Regions from separate parts of the Homo sapiens genome. Here region 1 is linked to region 2. A link is an interaction called in ENCODE POLR2A ChIA-PET data of the cell type or tissue named here. Cell type or tissue: endothelial cell of umbilical vein. All regions are shown on one strand. Links, peaks and the distances in the headings refer to the core of each region. The heading gives the core; the rest is flanking DNA.

Region 1 (11,593 bases), core at 2,671-7,670, 190 kb after region 2:
CTTTCCACCTTTTTCTCTTAACATATAATAATATATGGACACATGTATTTATGGTGCAGGGTTTGAAGGCTTCTTCACGGGGACAACCAAGAGGTAAACAGTTGGCTCTGAGCTCTGCTACCAGAACACTGAGCAGAGAAACTGGCCAGGAGGCTGCCCTGCCGACAAGAGCTCTGCCCTGTGAGAGAGGAAGGCTCTGGAGCCCATGCTGGACAGGTGGCCGGTCCTCTCTTCCCCAGTGATAACTGCCCACCCTTCTCCCACTTAAAAAAAATAGCAAAAGCTGAAGCTAGTCTCTAGGAATCCAGGGCGGGGCCTGGCAGAGGACGCTCTGCTCGGCAGCAGTGCATCCATGGAGGTGCGGGAGAAGAGCAGGAGCTCCAAGGCCCCCGCAGACCAACGCCCTTGGCTGCACGCTCAGTGTCGCTTCGTGGAGGAGACCTTCTTTTTCCGTGCTGCGAGCATTTCGTAGAAAGGGTCCCTGCTGATGGCTGCTCTGGAGCACAGAAAAGGGAGAAAACAGAGACGTGAGGGACAGAATCAGAAGAAACACACCCAGGCAGGGGATTCTCAGGGGCCCCTCGTGCCCCAGAACACCTGTCCCACCCCACCATCACTGCAAAGGCCAAGTTAGCGTCCTCCACCCTTGCTGTGTCCACACAGTGACCTAAGGTGACACACTTCGAAAGAGACACAGGAACACGTGACAAGAAAATTTTGGGGTTTTTACCTGTTTCAACATAATAATCAATTCACATTTAGGAACAGAATCATACCACATTCTTACAGCTATATTCCAATTCAGAGAAAAAGACTGGTGCTTGAGTTTCCATGATGACATCTGACTTTGCTTTGCAGCAGCGAGTGCCACGTAATCAAGCCGTGTCACATGCAGTCCTCTGGCACGGGGTGTGTGATAGCTGGCATGGTAATGCAGTGGGGCCTTCCAAGCCCCCCACGTGCACCTGCTCAGTAACTAAGGCTCCATGACTCTGCAGGCGGCACTGCCCAGCACGATGCTGCTGGTGGGGCACCATGGACAGACCGGCTGGACCTGGCTGGGTCTCCGGTGCACAGGGAGGGGGCCCGAGCTCATGCTTGTGCTACAGCCTCAAAGACAGCAGCGCAGGCCGCGCCGCGGGCTGGAGCACCTGCAGTGGACTGGCAACACCACAACCCTATGTCTGCCATTCTCGACTTTCAAGCAACTTATGGTCTAAAAGTCCTGACACTTAATTTCTTTCCAGGGAAGCTGTATCCTAAGTGATGATTTGTTCCAGAGCTCGGGCACAAGCCTCCTGACTGCAGGCAGGGCACTCACCCCTGCTGAACGGTGGCACCAGCAGCTGCTATGGCTCTCCTGGGCTGACCTGGAACCTATTCACAAGAGACAGTGTGTCCATGAGAAAATGCTTCCGCAGCTCCCCGGGGAATGCTAGGAACTGAAGAGCACTAGAAACATGTCCCGATGGGATCTCACTGGGAAGCGGTCTGACCACCTGAAGTGCTTTCACGAGGGAATCTGGCGGCCGGGACACCTGCTTTCATGTTTGGAGGTGTTGGGGTGAATCTCCCTTGGCTTCCTGGGTAGGCCAACCCTTTCGGGTAAGCTGGGGGGTTCTGCAGAGAGGTGCGTGTGGCACTGCCCTGTGTGCAGAGGCAGAGTGTCAGGCGATGAGGGGGGCTGGGCTGCGGTCGGACACCAGGCCCCAGGCCCGGCCCTGCCTGGCCCTGCCTGCTGCTTCTCAACTCCCGCTTCCTCACATGCAAGCTGGAGATGCCCCACCTCCACCTCCCTGGGTTCCGGAGAGTCAAAAAGAGATCCCATATTCAAAGAGCACATCTCAGCGCCTAGCCGACACACTCGATGGCAGCCGCTGTTACCGCTGACACGCAGTTCTACTGCTGTACCTCTGGGTACAGCGTGAAGAAAGTCCCAGCATTAGAGAACACACCTGATTCTACAGAACCGAATGCTGGGACCACCCACACGCAGGGGCACTAGAACTGAGGGTGCTGGGAACTCCAGGAAAAGCACTTCGTGAGAGGAAAACACGTCCTGAACTTGACCTCGAAAGCCTTTCTGGCAATACTGGGGAGGAGGCATCCACCAGCCAGATCATCTTCCTGCTCCTGTTGTCACCAATGTTTCCACTGGGAGGAGTATCTAGGGCCAAGGACAGCTGAGGCTGCACGGTGGTTACCAGTGCAGCTGCATGAGTCACACTGCTCAGGTTTGAGGACCAGCTCCACCTCTGTGGGGTTTTGGACAACTTACTCAACTTTGCTGTGCCTCAGTGTCCCTCATCTGTGAAATGGGGATAATCCTAATGGTCCCACCTCGCACTGGGTGCAAGAAGGTTTGAGGACAGTGTGCCTGCAGAGTGCCAAAGGGGGTGTCTGCAGATCCCGAGGCTGAGGCCAGCCCGCTCCGGGACAGAGCAGAGGAGTCCAGCAAGCCCACAGGAGAACTTGGCACTCACGCTCATGAAAGGATTGAATGATTCTAAATGTGACTTTGAAAAATGCTTAGTTTTTCTGACTATAGAAGTAAAAACCATATGAAAGACACATGTACAAAACCAGCCAAAACTGTTTTGAAAGACCAGTGAGGGAGGACAGGGAACTCGCCAGCCAGCACAGTCAAAGGACACCACGATGCCACAGGGGGAGGGGCGGGCGGCGCTCACGCTGGGAGGCGCGGTGGAGCAACAGGTGCATGAAGCGTGGTGGGGGAGCTGGGTACACTCTAAGGAGAGCATATGAAGTCAGTGGGGGCGATGCCAATGAATCCATAAATGGTGTCCGGACCATCAGCTATTCATTCATGAGAACAAACTTAAACCCTTACTTCAAATCTTATATAAAAAATACATTTCATAATGATTCAATAAATTTTTTTTTCAGTATGTTAAAAAAAAGGATACCGGTCCCCCACAACACTGCTGTTTTCTTCCCCAGAACACAGGGCTGGTGCCATTACTGGTAGGGGACTCTGAAAACACCGTGGCACCGCGTCTGCTCAATGGAGGGTGGGCTGGCCCCCGCTCAGGGCCACACTTCCCATGATGGCTGTCATGCCAGGGAAGCTGCCAAACCCCATGCCCACTACACAATCTCATTTAATCCTCAAAAGAGCCCCATGAGGCAGAAATGACCTCTATCACACAGAAGAGGTAGGTTACCCACCTACCAGGCACTGCGCTCAGAGAGACAGAGCGAGGAGTCTCAGCGCAGCGTGACCTGGCGCCAAATCCATCCTCTCTCCAGCTGGTTCCTGTCTGTTTTCATTGCATGAATTTTCAGATTACTTTTGAGAGGATAAATCATCTATTCCTTTCCCTCCATCATCACATCATCTCCATCTTCAGTCAGTTTTAAGGTATTTAGCTTGGGCCAAAACCTACACTGGTCTGAGTAGAAATACCAAAAGATAAAACAAAGGCTAGAGGATATTGCACACCCTCGGGAACGGGGCTGTAGCCTGGGTGGGAGAAAGCCCGTCACACAGTACACAGAGGACTTACAGGGACCTTCGCAGTCACCTGTGGGCACATTCTCCCTGTCTTCCAGGTGAAGTCACACAGGCAGCTGAGGAGTCTTTCTCAGGAAAACAGCTAGGTGAACTCTCATGGATGAAGCACCAGGAGGGAGAGGGCAAGGCTGTGCTCTTAGGAGAAAGGATCACTGAGAGAAGGCAAAGTCAGAATGCTCACTGCTGACCCTCGCACAGGGACTGGAGGGAGGAGAAAGCATCACTGAGAGAAGGCAAAGTCAGAATGCTCACTGCTGACCCTCGCACAGGGACTGGAGGGAGAGCCAGGCAGACCAAGTCCCAGGGAAGAACATTAAGCAAGAGAAGCCAACTGACTTTAGAAAGCCATGTTTCCAGATACTTGTCACATGAGGAAATTTCCAGCCCCGTGATAGACCTTACATGGCGTGGCCCAGTGGAGCCAACAGAGCCGAGAGGTAGGAGTCAGAGGCCTGGACTTGGGAGCTCCACTTCTTAGCTGTGGAACCCTGAGGAAGCTTCTCCCTCCTCCCGGACCTTGGATCACGGTATGTGACTTCCAGCAAATTTCTTAACCTCTATGGGCCTCAGTTTCCTCATCTGTAGCTAGGAAAATGGTGTCTCACAGGATTCACAAATTACAGAACATGACTACTATCTCCTCTGAGCTGTCACTATGAGAATGAGAGCGGCTTCGTCAGACACAGAAAGACCAGTTGAGCAGATGGCATCTGTGTGGGTAGCTCACTCGCCTCTTCCTATTTTGGGTCTATGAGGACACGTGGGGAACCCAGATGGGACGTGCTCTCTTACATATGCTATAATAGCCAAGAATCCAAAGGCCTCCTGGGAAGCCGTCAGCTGGGAACCAGGACGAAGCTTCCCTAAGAACTTGGAGCACAGAAGAGATGCGGGCGGCATGTTTAACCACTAAGATGATCAACACCTGGTGAGGTGAGGGCTGCACCAGGCGCGCACTGCCCTTTCTCAGCAGTCACTTACTTAATGCACTTAATCCACTCCTCCTTCTCCTCGGGCGTCGGAGCTGAGATCCGGTAAACAGTGTGGTTCCCCTCCACCACCCGCCCGTCAGCCTCGGTCTTGCAGGCCTTGATAACTTGGTCTTTATTGTCGGGGATATAAAGCTCAAAGCAGTTCTGAGAATCAAAACAGAGAGGGAGAGAGTGGAGCAAAGGAAGCTGTTAACTGAGAAACATGCTGATTTCTTTCCCCAAAACCCCTTTCTTCTGACCTTCACAAAATACAAGGAATACATATTTTCCTGTGGAAAAGTGAAGCCTAGAAGCGGAATTCTAGAGACTGTAAATTGTATAGAAGTCAGTCTCGTTTGCAAACACACCGGCCTGATATAAGCTGGCCCCACTTGCAATGTACGTAAAATGCGGAGAGAACTGCAGGTGACTCACGACTTTAACTTCAAGCCAGTAACATCCTGACAGCCCAAAACAAAGGAAAACTAAACGGGAGGTGTCCCAAGGGTATAAACTACATAGCCCACTCCTGCGTGCTTGCCGCTGCCATTGCAGGAGGGGCAACTTCTACACCCCATGTGACATTCACTAAGTGAAACGATAAAGCAGACAGACGGCACAGGAAGAAGTGATTTCGAGTCTCATCTTTGGCTTGAACAATATAATAAAAAATTAGACTAAATAAAAGCCTGATCACGCTTTTCAGTTTTTTGGTTTTGAGTTTTTTAAAAAAAATCTTTGAAATGCCCATCCCCTTTCTCCCCTCAAAATATCTCAGCAAAAATACTCACTGGTTTTTTGGAGTCCTCCACTTCCCGGATACTCAGATTCTCTAAAGGGATGATTCCACGGGGCTCCTTATCCTACAGAACAGTTGAAGAGAGGAAGTTTAAGATCACAGTTTAAGGACACACACTGTCAGATTCCTCGCCGGTGACTCAGCCGAACTTTCCTGCTTTCTCCCAGGACATGAAGTTCATAAATCAGCCTGAGGGAACTCCTTACATTCTAAACAAGAATAACACCAAAAATGTCTGAGGATTGTCAATATAACTGCTAAGTCCTCCGCGAGTAGAAAGACCAGAAGATTCAACAGACACCGTGAGAGTGTGGCCGGCAGTGACCCGGGCACGGTCCTCAAGCAGGGAGTGTGCGGGCCCCTTTCCCTCTTCCCTTTGCCTGGCTCTCCCACTCACCTCTGAAGCCTCAGTTCTGGGGCAACAACTCCAGGAAGCCTTTCCTAGTTTCACCCTAGCGCCCCGATGCCTGGGACTGCAGCTGTGGGTCTGACCATTAACCACTCACTGCCTCTGTCCATCGCCCCACCGCCAGACAGTACAATCCTCAGAGACACTGCCATCCTGACAACTCCACCTGGATTTCCAAAGGCACCTTGACTCCTGTCCAGAACAGAGCTGCACCCGCCAACTAGTCCCATCTCATCTACAGAGGGCACGGCACCGCAGACACTTCCAGCACACGCCTGACGGCAGTTTCACAGTCCCCTGATATCCAGCCAACCCATGGCCAAGTCCTAGCACTGTTAAAGTCTTTATATTTGGCCAGGAGAATGGTGTGAACCCAGGAGACGGAGCCTGCAGTGGGCCCAGATAGCGCCACTGCACTCCAGCCTGGGTGACAGAGCAAGACTCTGTCTCAAAAAAAAAAAAAAAAAACCAACCAGTTCTATGAGTTCTCTAAAAGCGAAAAAGAGTCTTTCAGCCATTTCCCCATCCTGGCTAGCAACTATTTCCAACTTCTTCAAGCCAACCTGCTTGGTCTTTACCTCTGTATCTCACACATCTCCAAAATACCATATTAGAACTGCCTTTTGACTGCTTGATTTTAGATGTTATCTACAGAAGAGGACTGAGCTCCTCTTACCCGGGCATATTCATATTCCCCGTCCTCCTAAAATAACTATCTGGTCATCTGAGGTAGGGCTATACACAGTGTCTTCATTAACACCACGTTTCTCTTCCGACCTGTGCCATATAGTGAACTTCCTAATTTTTTCCTTCCTGAAAAGCTTCCTTCCCCACTGGAACCAAAATTATGGAGGGTGGAGAAGTGGGTTGTTCCTTTGATTTATATTTCTGTGACCTTACCACCAAAACCAATTGCAAATGGTTAACCTCTTATCAAAATCTCCTTGCTAATGCTAATTTGTATCAGGCATCCTATTAATTTTCATTTCTTGAAGTAATCCTTCCTGGAGCCTCTGAAACCTGTTCCAGTCTGGACTGGTTGCCTTGATACTCGGTAAACTGCTTCATCCTTAACCTCAGCACTCTCCATTCCAGAGCACTCTTCCCTCCTCTCTTGAAACAAGAGGTTTCAAGATCTCTGGTTTCCTACAGCCAAGGCCTTTGTCCTCCACCAGCATCCTGAGAAAGGGTGTGTGGGTGGTAACATTTCTGAAATCTCACTTGGCTAAGAATGTTTCTATTGGACCCTCACACCTGGCTGCTATCTGGCTGTGCCTAACAGTCTAGGCTGGACGTGACCCTCCTCCAAGACTGGGAAGCCCAGCATTCCTGCCTTCAGCATTCAATATCACCCTACACAAAGCTGTTCTGGTTGCTGGTGCTTTGCACACGACTGCCGTCCTCTGTGTCCTCAGTGTTCTGAGGCCCCCTAAGGAGGCAGCCTTGGCGTGCATTCATTTTCAGTCATCATGCAGGGTATTCAGTAAGCCTTCCAACCTGGAAACACATCCATCGTTTGGGGGAGGTTTAAAAAAATTATTTTGTCAAGGGTTACCCCCTCTTTGTTTTCTCAGCTTCTCTGGAACATGCTAGACCTCCTGGACTAGTTCTTCTTTGGAAAATAAAAGTCTTTCCTTTATTATTTTCCCTCTGCCTTTTTATTCTTTCTGGGAGATTTTCTTAATGCTTTTCTTCCAACTTTTCCATTGAGTTTTCACTTCTACCATGCTTTGAATTTCCAGGAGGATTTTTTTTTATTATTTTTGTTCCGTGGCTTCATACAGGATCCTGTTCTTGTTTCGCAGCTGTGATGTCACCTGAGACGGCTGAGTCTCTTCACAGCTGGTGGTGGACCCTTCTTCTTCCTGGACCCCTCCCTCTCTCTCATCCAAGTTGCTCTTTGGCTGTTCGGCTGCTTTGGTCTCTACCTGCTCTCAGCCGGCAGGAATTCCTCAGGTATCTGGGACTCCTTGGTTGTCCCATTTGAAGAGTGGAAGACTAAGAGCTGACTGGGACCTGAAGCCTGTGCACTGTGACCATCTACAAGGGCCCTCTCACTAGGCTGTCTGCTGGGGAATCTGACTAAATAACCTCACGCATCTCTTCTTGGGCAGAGAAGTTTCCCACTCTGTCTGCAAGCTACAGACCTGGCTACCTGTGGTTCTGAGAGCTGAGTGAGGAGAAGCTGGGGGTGGGAGAAGTCCTCAGCATTCGAGAAGGCTGCATTTACCCCACACTCCTGTCTGGGGAAAATGCCCCCACCTTCAACTGGGCCTAGAGTCCCTCATCCAGAAATGCTTGGTCAGTCTCTCCTGTGAGCGAGCACTCAGACTTCTGCCTGGGTGGTGGGGACAGGCCCTCAGGGGCATGAGGTGAGGGCAACAGCTGGTCTGTTTCCTAAACAGTTCTCAGCCAATTCTGCTTCTGGTTTTTACCCTCCCCATTCTCACTTCTAGGGTTTAATTGGTGCCTGCACCTTTTGAGGATTCCGCTGGGTTAACTGGGTTGAGGCATCACCAGGCGAGCAGGTGGGTGGTCTAAGAGTAATCACACTTTGGACCTCAATAAGTATGTGACATAATGTATACTCTTTGACTGGTGAGGCCTGCGGCATCCAGGTTACATATGCATGATGCACATTCTTGATGGAATATGATTTTAAACCAAGATGATTTACACCCATGCTCTTCAGCCTGGGAGTGGGGACCAGGTTATAAGAAGACCCTCCTGGTCACCGGGAGAACCCACTGGGGATTCTGGTATCCTTCCTGGCCCCCCCTCTTTCCTGCTCCATCCTGCAGAGCGTGGCCCTCCTCGCTCTTCTCAGCACACTCATCCTGCCACTTGAGAATTGGCTTGAGTGAGCCAGCATCGCAGACAGGTGCTCACGCTATCCCTCAGTGCTGGAGTGAAAGAAGAATGAGAACCACTGATGGAAACAACTAAACGTTAAGCTGCTGGGCAGCAATGTAAAATCCCAAATATTAAAAAGGCCCCTGCCTAGAACTTTCACTGGACTCTGGCAGGCCTAATAACAGGCAGGCTGCACCCCTCAGTGATGACTTGTGTGTGCCCAATAACCACTCCCTTCCCCTGTGAAGAGGGAAATAACCGAGGCCAACGTCTTTGGCTTTTTAAATTTGTCTTTAAGAACAATCACTGTTGCTGTAAAAATACGAATTGCTTATTATAAAGAACTAAATATTGTAGAAAAGAATACAGGTGAAAGGTTTAAAAATACTCCAAATCCAATCACTCCTAAATTATCATTGCTGACATTAGGTGAAGATATTTTGTGTGTGTGCAGAGAGATGGAGAAAAACAGGTTTTATGAAAATGGGATATTTCGAGTGGTATTATTTTCATAAAACACATTCTATTTTAATTGTTTAGAATTTAACAGGGGGAAAAAAGGAAGCAGAAACTGAAGAATTGTTGAACTTCAAAGTAAATGTTTCTTTACCACAAGAGTTCCTGAAATAACCTTATTCAAGTTAAGACAAAGAAGTTTATGAAAACATTAAGAGGTCTGACCAGGCATGGTGGCTCACGCCTGTAATCCCAGCACTTTGGGAGGCTGAGGCGGGCAGATCACGAGGTCAGGAGTTTGAGACCAGCCTGACCAACATGGTGAAACCCCATCTCTACTAAAAATACAAAAATTAGCCGCATGTGGTGGCACGTGCCTGTAATCCCAGCTACTCAGGAGGATGAGGCAGGAGAATTTCTTGAATCCGGGAGGCGGAGGTTGCAGTGAGCCACTGCAAGATCGTGCCACTGGACTCCAGCCTGGGTGACAGAGCAAGACTCTGTCTCAAAAAAAAAAAAAAAAAAAAAGGTTTTACTTATTCTTTTAAAAAATACAACATGCTTCCATTTTAACAATATTTCTTGACTCTGCATTTTAAAAAGTACAAAATCTTCTAATTCTTCACATTGTTCCTCCTCCCACCTCCTGATTTTTATTATTTCACTTTTACATTGTCCAGGTTTATAACATTCATGGTACGTCCTGCAGCCACAATTTCTGGTTAATTAGTATTTGTTTTATATTTAAGCATATTTTAGTATTAGCTCTATATTTAAGTTTATTTAGCTATTACTTCTATATGAGTATATTTAGCTATTAGTTCTATACTTAAGTATATTTTGGTATTAGTTCCATACTTAAGTATATTTTCGTATTCTGAACTTAAGCATATTTTAGTATTAGTTGTATATTTAAGTATTAGTTCTGTATTTAAATGAATAGTTCAATGCTCACTACCAGTCTTTTACTTCCCAGGGCCTTTCTTGTGATTCATTCTCTTACGTGCTGGATGTTACTGTCAAGCAATTTTTTTTTCAAGAAGGTTCCAAAGTGCCGCATTTCACATGTTTTCTTCAGGAGAGTGCGGCCAGCTGTGCTTTACTTAAACAATAACGTGGCTGGATAAAGGGTCTTGGGTCATTCTTCTCTTCAAAACTGTGCAGACCTTGATACTTTAATTTCTGGGACTAAAAGCTGCTGGAGATGATCTGCTTTTTCCAACAGAACGACCAGACACTTGGCTCCAAGTTCAATGGTCTAAGGGGCCAGGCTTTGGAGCGACCCTTTCTGTAACAGTTTCCTGAAATACGGTGTCTTCTTTGATTTGCAGATTCAGGGCTTTTTCCTCTTTCTCAGGGAAATCACCTCATGCCACACTGTATCTTTGATTCTGCAGACACCAATTACTCTGGTATTATTGGGATCGTCTTCTGTTCTCTGCATCTGCTAGCTTTTCTCTCATTGTTTTAATACTTGTCTTTTTCAGATATAATCTCTGTGATTGGCTCAAGCGTTTAAGACATTATATTTATAGGACATGATTATATTTTCAGCTAATTTGTTCCACTCCTTAAAGTTTTAACTTACCTTTAAGAATAAATAAGTTATAATTCTATGATTATATATTAATGGTTGCACTGTAAGTATATGCTATTGCTTGGGTTCTCACTTGTTTGAAGACGGAAACCTTGCTTTTCTGGCCTTCCAGCTGGCTCTGGTAAATCTGTGAGTGACCCCTGGTTCTCCTCCTGTGAATCTCTGATCTGCTTGTGTCCCCCTAACCACTTACCCTGACCTGTGGTGGGCGGCCAGGTGTTCTGCATTCTAGCATATTATGCAGTCTCGTAGAGAATGGTGAGTGGTGGGAGAGCTCATCGAAGATACTCCCCGAGTTCTGGTCTTTCCTCTCGGATTGTAAGTATCCAACGTCAGGGTTTGCTCCATCTATCTGGGCAGCAGTCCCCAGCCTTTTTGGTACCAGGAACTGGTTTCATGGAAGACAATTTTTCCACGGACAAAGGCAGGGGAGGGAAGATGGTTCGGGATGATTCGAGCACATTACATTTTTTTAAGTTAATTAATTTATTTATTTTTATTTTGGGGGGCACAGTTTTGCTTTTGTTGCCCAGGCTGGAGTGCAATGGCGAGATCTTGGCTCACCGCAACCTCCGCCTCCTGGGTTCAAGCGATTCTCCTGCCACAGCCTCCCTGGTAGCTGGGATTACAGGCATGTGCCACCACACTTGGCTGATTTTTTATTTTTAGTAGAGACGGGGTTTCTCCATGTTGGTCAGGCTGGTCTCGAACTCCCAACCTCAGGTGATCTGCCCACCTTGGCCTCCCAAAGTGCTGGGATTACAGGAGTGAGCCACCGCGCCCAGCCTACATTACATTTATTGTACACTTTATTTCTATTGTTATTATACTGTAATATATAATGAAATAATTATACAACTCACCATGATGTAGAATCAATGGGAGCCCTGAGCTTGTTTTCCTGCAACTAGATAGTCCCATCTGGGGCTGATGGGAGACAGTGACACCCAACATGTGTTGCTTGTGTCCAGTC
Region 2 (5,000 bases), core at 1-5,000:
CAAAAATTAGCCGGCGTGGTGGTGGGCACCTGTATTACCAGCTACTCAGGAGGCTGAGGAAGGAGAATTCCTTGAACCCAGGAGGCGGAGGTTGCAGTAAGCCAAGATCGAGCCATTGCACTCCAGCCTGAGAGACAGAGCGAGATTTCTCCTCAAAAAAAAAAAAAAAAAAAAAAAAAAAAAAGACAACTGAACTGAATGTTCTCATCTTTCCAAACTGCAAACCTAAACGTGCCACCTTTGGTTTCTCGGTGCCGTTAGGAGAAAATCTGCACTCTGTCCCGAGGCCCTGGGATTCTGGCTGCAGCTGCCCTGGGCACCCTCTGCCTCTGGCTCTCACATCCTTGCCACACCGGCCTTCCTGGGCTTCTTCACGTGTGGCAGGGCATTTACACGTGGCAATCTCTCCACCCAGAATGCTCTCCCTCTAAGGTCCCACAGCCAGCAGGACACTGCTGCCAGCTTCCAGCTGTGCACCATCTCCCCAGGGGCATCTCTCTGCTGGGGCTCCCAGCTGGGAGGCTCCTCTGTGACTGCACTGGGGGTTTTCCTCAGGGCTCTTCCTTTACCGGGTAATGTGCTTCTTCCTCTCCCGGCGGGACAGACACCTCGGTGGAAGGGGGGAAGGAGGATCCCCCCCTCCGCGGGGGCTCTAGGCCACTGCTGCATGTTTGTGAAATGGGTGATGGACGAAACTGATAGAACCTCTCCCCTACCCTGGCCCTACCTCAATGCCTTGTGGCCCCACAAACTTGGGGGCCCAGCTACGACCCGTGTCTCCCTACCCACGTTGCAGCACCCCCCCCACCGCCCCACACCAGTCCTGCCCTACTGCCCTGGGGCTCCGCCTCTTCCTGCGCCCCGCCCTGGCCCCGCCCTCACCGCCCCGGGGCCACGCCTTCCCCTCCGGCCCCGCCCCGTCTAACCAGTGCCGGTGGTCCATGTGCTGCCGGATGAGGGTGTGCGGGGCCACCGTCCCATACTTGTCCACCTCGGGCATGTTCATGTCGTCGATGAAGTAGACGAGCTTCTTAGTGCCTGGCGGCCCGTAGTTCCTCCCCGATTTCTTCTCCAGCGGCTTCTCCAGCACCCCTAGAGAGGGCAGAGGGTCAGCTGCCCGCCTGCGCCTCCTGAGCCAGAGCCTGTTAGGTAGGGAGGGGCGCTACCTGCTTCCCCGGAGGACAGAAGGTGGGACCTGGCTGGGATCCAAGTTTACCAAAGGTACCTGCCCTGGGAGTGGCCCTTGAGGGGGCACCGGGTACAGCCCCAGGAATAAACAGAGCGATCAGAGGCGAGGGTGGCAGGAACCTTGCTCTCCGTCACCTTTGGGTCGCCTTAGATTGGCTGAGACACTCCCGGGGGACCTGCTGCCTCGACTGGCCATCAAAACCCCATCACCATGCCCACAAGGGAGCACCAGAAAGAGGGGTCCCGGCTGCTCCTCCTCTGTCTCCGACTCAGGAAGGAAAGGCCAGCGGGTGGGGCATGGGAAGTGAGGAGGTGCAAAGTGGCTAGTGAGTGCCTGGGCCTGCAGTGAGAGGGGACAGGAGGGAACGGGGACTGGCGGGGGGCAGCCGGGTAGGCAGGGCGTGGCCGGACCAGCCTCACCCTGCAGCATGGCTGAGGTCGTGTAGAAGTTGAAGGGCACAGCCTGCACCAGGTAGTTGTCCGTGTTCAGGCTTTCCAGCTTGTCCCCCATCAGCACCGACTTGCCCGTCCCCGCGTTCCCCACCAGCATCACCGGCCAGGACTTCTCCATGAGCAGGTCCATGAAGTAGCGGATGCGGATGGTTTCCGTGGTGTGGACCAAAGAGGCCTGGGGCAGGGGAGGGAAGGGGAGGGAGCTGTGATTCTCAGACACTTCTGCCTCTCGTGGGTGTGCAGGCCATGTTCTACCGAACAGGTCCTAATGTTGAAAATCGGTTGTGTTTGGACATTCCGTGCAGGCGTGTGGAGGGTACTGCACCGATTCCTGCCTCTAAATCACCAGTCGGTGGCCCTGCTTTGGGGACAGTTACCTGCAGTGGGACATCGGGATCCAGCTCAAAGGAGGGCACTTTATCTGTCCAGGGCAGGAACTTTTTTGTGTCAGGATCAATGTAGTAGTCAAAAATCGTTCCCTGCGAGGGGAACTTGATAGTCTTGAATTCGTTGATCCACCATTTACTGAACTCCACTCGATAATCCACAAGCTGTTGAGACACAGAAGTAAAAATCAGGGCCCAGCTAAGCAGGATGCTGAGAGACCCTGTGTGGGTGGCCGGGCCCCCCAGGTGCATCACCTGGTCCTGGAACATGGCGCCACCGAAGGCCCAGAAGCAGGTGAACACGAAGTACAGCTCGTACAGCTCCCTGGGGGAGTCGGGGGGCACGGTCTTCTCCGTGAGCAGGCACTCCAGCAGGTACAGAATCGTTTGGATCACCGTGATCTCCGGCACTGGCGTGATCTTCTTGAACCCAAAGCGCAACTTGTCCAGGCACGTGGGCAGGTACTTGTCAAAGAGGATCATCAGGTTGGCCTTCTCCGACTGCACCTTGCGCCTCTCGATCCAGCTGCTCACCACCCTGGGGGTGACAGGAGGCGCCGATGACACAGCCGCTGCTCTGGGTCTGCCAGTGTCCCTGCCTTGGTAAACGCCCCTCCCTACCTCCACCCAATTCTGCTGGGGCTGCCCTCAGGGTCACCATGCCTGCATGGCAATGGGTCCAAACGAGGGTGCCAGAGGGGCCAGTTGCAGGCCCTGAAAGGGTCGGAGGAGGATGCCAGGGTCGTGGGGGCTGTGCCCTCTCTGGGGTTGCTAGCTATGGGGGTGCTGTAGGTCTAGAACAGTTGGAAGCCATTCTTGCTACCACACGGGAAGCACATACCAAGGGCTGGTGGATGGGGCAGAACAGAAAAGGAGAAAGATCTCATGATGTCATGTGGGGGGCACGAAGGTGGGGACAGTAAGGGAGCAGAAAGGAGAGACAAGGATAGGAGCAGGGACATTTCATTACATCATCTGGACTCCTGAATCCAGCCATGCCTGAAGCACCCCTTGGTGCTTTTTTTTTTTTTTTTTTTTTAAGCTTCAGTTAGTTTGAGTTGAATTTGCCATGTTCAGTGTAAGAGTACAAATCAATACAACCAGCAATCCTTGAAGAGCCGTGCCAGACTGTTGGCCACAGACATCTCTGGGTGGCTCGTGTGGAGGTGGCCCACCACGGCGGTGAGGGGTGTGGACTCTGGGGCCTGACTGCCCAGGCTTGAGTCAGCTCTACCATGGCCAGCTGCTGCTTTAGGCAGGTTACTGCACATGCCTGAGTCCCTGGTTTCTCATCTGTAAACAGGGGTGATGTTTCCATGACCCTCATTTCCAAGGACTACATGGGCTGATATTTTTAAAGCTCAGAGAAGGGGGCCTGGTCCAGGGTAAGTGTTGCCAAATCAGCATCTGCTGAAAGCATCACTAGTGCCTGGCCCCCTCGAGTGCCAGTGAGCTCAGCACGTGCATCATTTCCAGGATGCCCAGGGCCTAAGCAGGAAGCTCCTGTTAACACACACAGCCAGCCTGCCCTGCGCTGACCGGCAGACGTGCCTCTTTAGACAGAGACTCATTTTTTTTCTTCTTCTGAGATGGAGTCTTGCTCTGTAGTGCAGGGGTGCGATCTCGGCTCACTGCAACTTCTGCCTCCTGGGTTCAAGCAATTCTCCTGTTTCGGCCTTCCAAGTAGCTGGGATCACAGGCGTGCACCATCACACCTGGCTAATTTTCATATTTTTAGTAGAGACAGGGTTTCGCCACGTTGGCCAGGCTGGTCTTGAACTCCTGACCTTAGATGATCTGCCCGCCTCAGCTTCCCAAAGTGCTGCGATTACAGACATGAGGCACTGTGCTTGGCCAGACACACACTCTTCTGTGAGTGTGCTCTGGGGGAGCTCCGCTTCTTCCTGAACCTCTATCACAAGAGAGAATTAAGAGCTGAACGTCTTTGCCGCATAGCACCCTGTATTATCCAGCGTAATAGAGTAAACCTTTCTATGTCCCTAAGCGAATCAGGGTGTCTCCATGCCTGTCGCAACTAAGAACTGAATTCCAAGTCCAGTTGGTCTTCAGTAGGGGAGATTGATTTGCAAATCTACGCAGAGGCTGCTGCTTTCTGCCTTCTACTTTGAAGATGTTTGTGTCAAAAATTTGTGATGCTGCCTTGGTAGGAGTCACTGAGTGCGGGTCGGTGTGTGTGCTGTCTCTGATATGCGTAGCACAGGCCCCAGGAGAGACACATGCTTGCGAGACAGGCCGACTTTCTCACCTCTGGTCCATACGGCTTCTTGCCCTGTCCCCAAGGCCATCCTGGGTGCATCCGGCATCCCTGCCCCTGGCAGTTGCCTATAGGAGGGCTGCTCCTGCTGTCTGGGGACCCTGTGTCTGCTTCTCGCCCATTTCCATTCTCTCCTCTGCCAATACTCAGGTCTCCTCCTCCTGCTTCCTCCAGGTCACTCCTTGGAGGTGTCCAGTTCCTGCCTTGGCCCACGCTGCCTTCGTTTCTGGCTCCCTCTTCTCTGCTCCCATAGGGTGTCCCCCTGAGGACTCCACGATCCTGTCTTTTTCCTGTCCCCGTGTCTCAGCAGCTCCTACCCAGGCTTCATTTCAGTTCCCCGGACATTGTCTTTGCCTACCCTGAAAACTCCCACACATGGTACAGTGGGTAGGATGGTGGTGCTACAAAAGAATGTCCACCCAGAACCCAGAATGTGCCCTGATTTGGAGAAAGGGCATTAGCAGATGTCATCAAGGATCTTGAGACAAGATCATCCTGGATTTAGGGTGGACCCTGAATCCAATGACTGTGTCCTTATAAGCAAATGGGAAATTTGGACACAGACATACAGAGAAGGCCACGTGGAGACAGAGGCGGAGATGGGAGGGGTGTGTCCATAAGCCAAGGGATGCCAAGGACCGCCGAGAGCCCCCAGGAGCTGGGAGAGAGGCCTGGGACAGGTTCTCCCGCAGAGCCTC

What was found. ChIA-PET counts read pairs that join two places held together with the same protein. Peaks named below come from ENCODE experiments on the same cell type or tissue, not always from the same donor. Only the 100,000 strongest peaks of a DNase experiment are listed, where the experiment ranks them.
Region 1: POLR2A ChIA-PET joins it to region 2 with 5 read pairs; 2 of 35 experiments call an interaction of 5 or more read pairs at or near these places.

Annotation. Positions count from the first base shown.
Region 1 is chr17:78,675,674-78,687,266 of GRCh38, forward strand. It overlaps CYTH1 (cytohesin 1), which reads right to left. Exons shown (of 14, transcript NM_004762.6): 12 at 5,298-5,369; 13 at 4,517-4,671; 14 at 1-496. The coding sequence ends at 418. Among named protein-coding and RNA genes, the nearest start is that of SCAT1, 49 kb to the left of the region's middle. RefSeq lists enhancers at 1-264, 528-1,029, 1,030-1,529. In endothelial cell of umbilical vein, for the core only: no CTCF peak of the experiment used is centred there; no DNase peak of the experiment used is centred there; H3K27ac peaks cover 1,426 bases.
Region 2 is chr17:78,483,942-78,488,941 of GRCh38, forward strand. DNAH17 (dynein axonemal heavy chain 17) reads right to left here. Exons shown (of 81, transcript NM_173628.4): 45 at 2,283-2,565; 46 at 2,019-2,192; 47 at 1,609-1,816; 48 at 927-1,092. DNAH17-AS1 (DNAH17 antisense RNA 1) reads left to right here and starts at 969. Exons shown (of 6, transcript NR_102401.1): 1 at 969-1,221. RefSeq lists enhancers at 482-621, 652-701 and a silencer at 772-1,001. In endothelial cell of umbilical vein, for the core only: no CTCF peak of the experiment used is centred there; no DNase peak of the experiment used is centred there; H3K4me3 peaks cover 316 bases.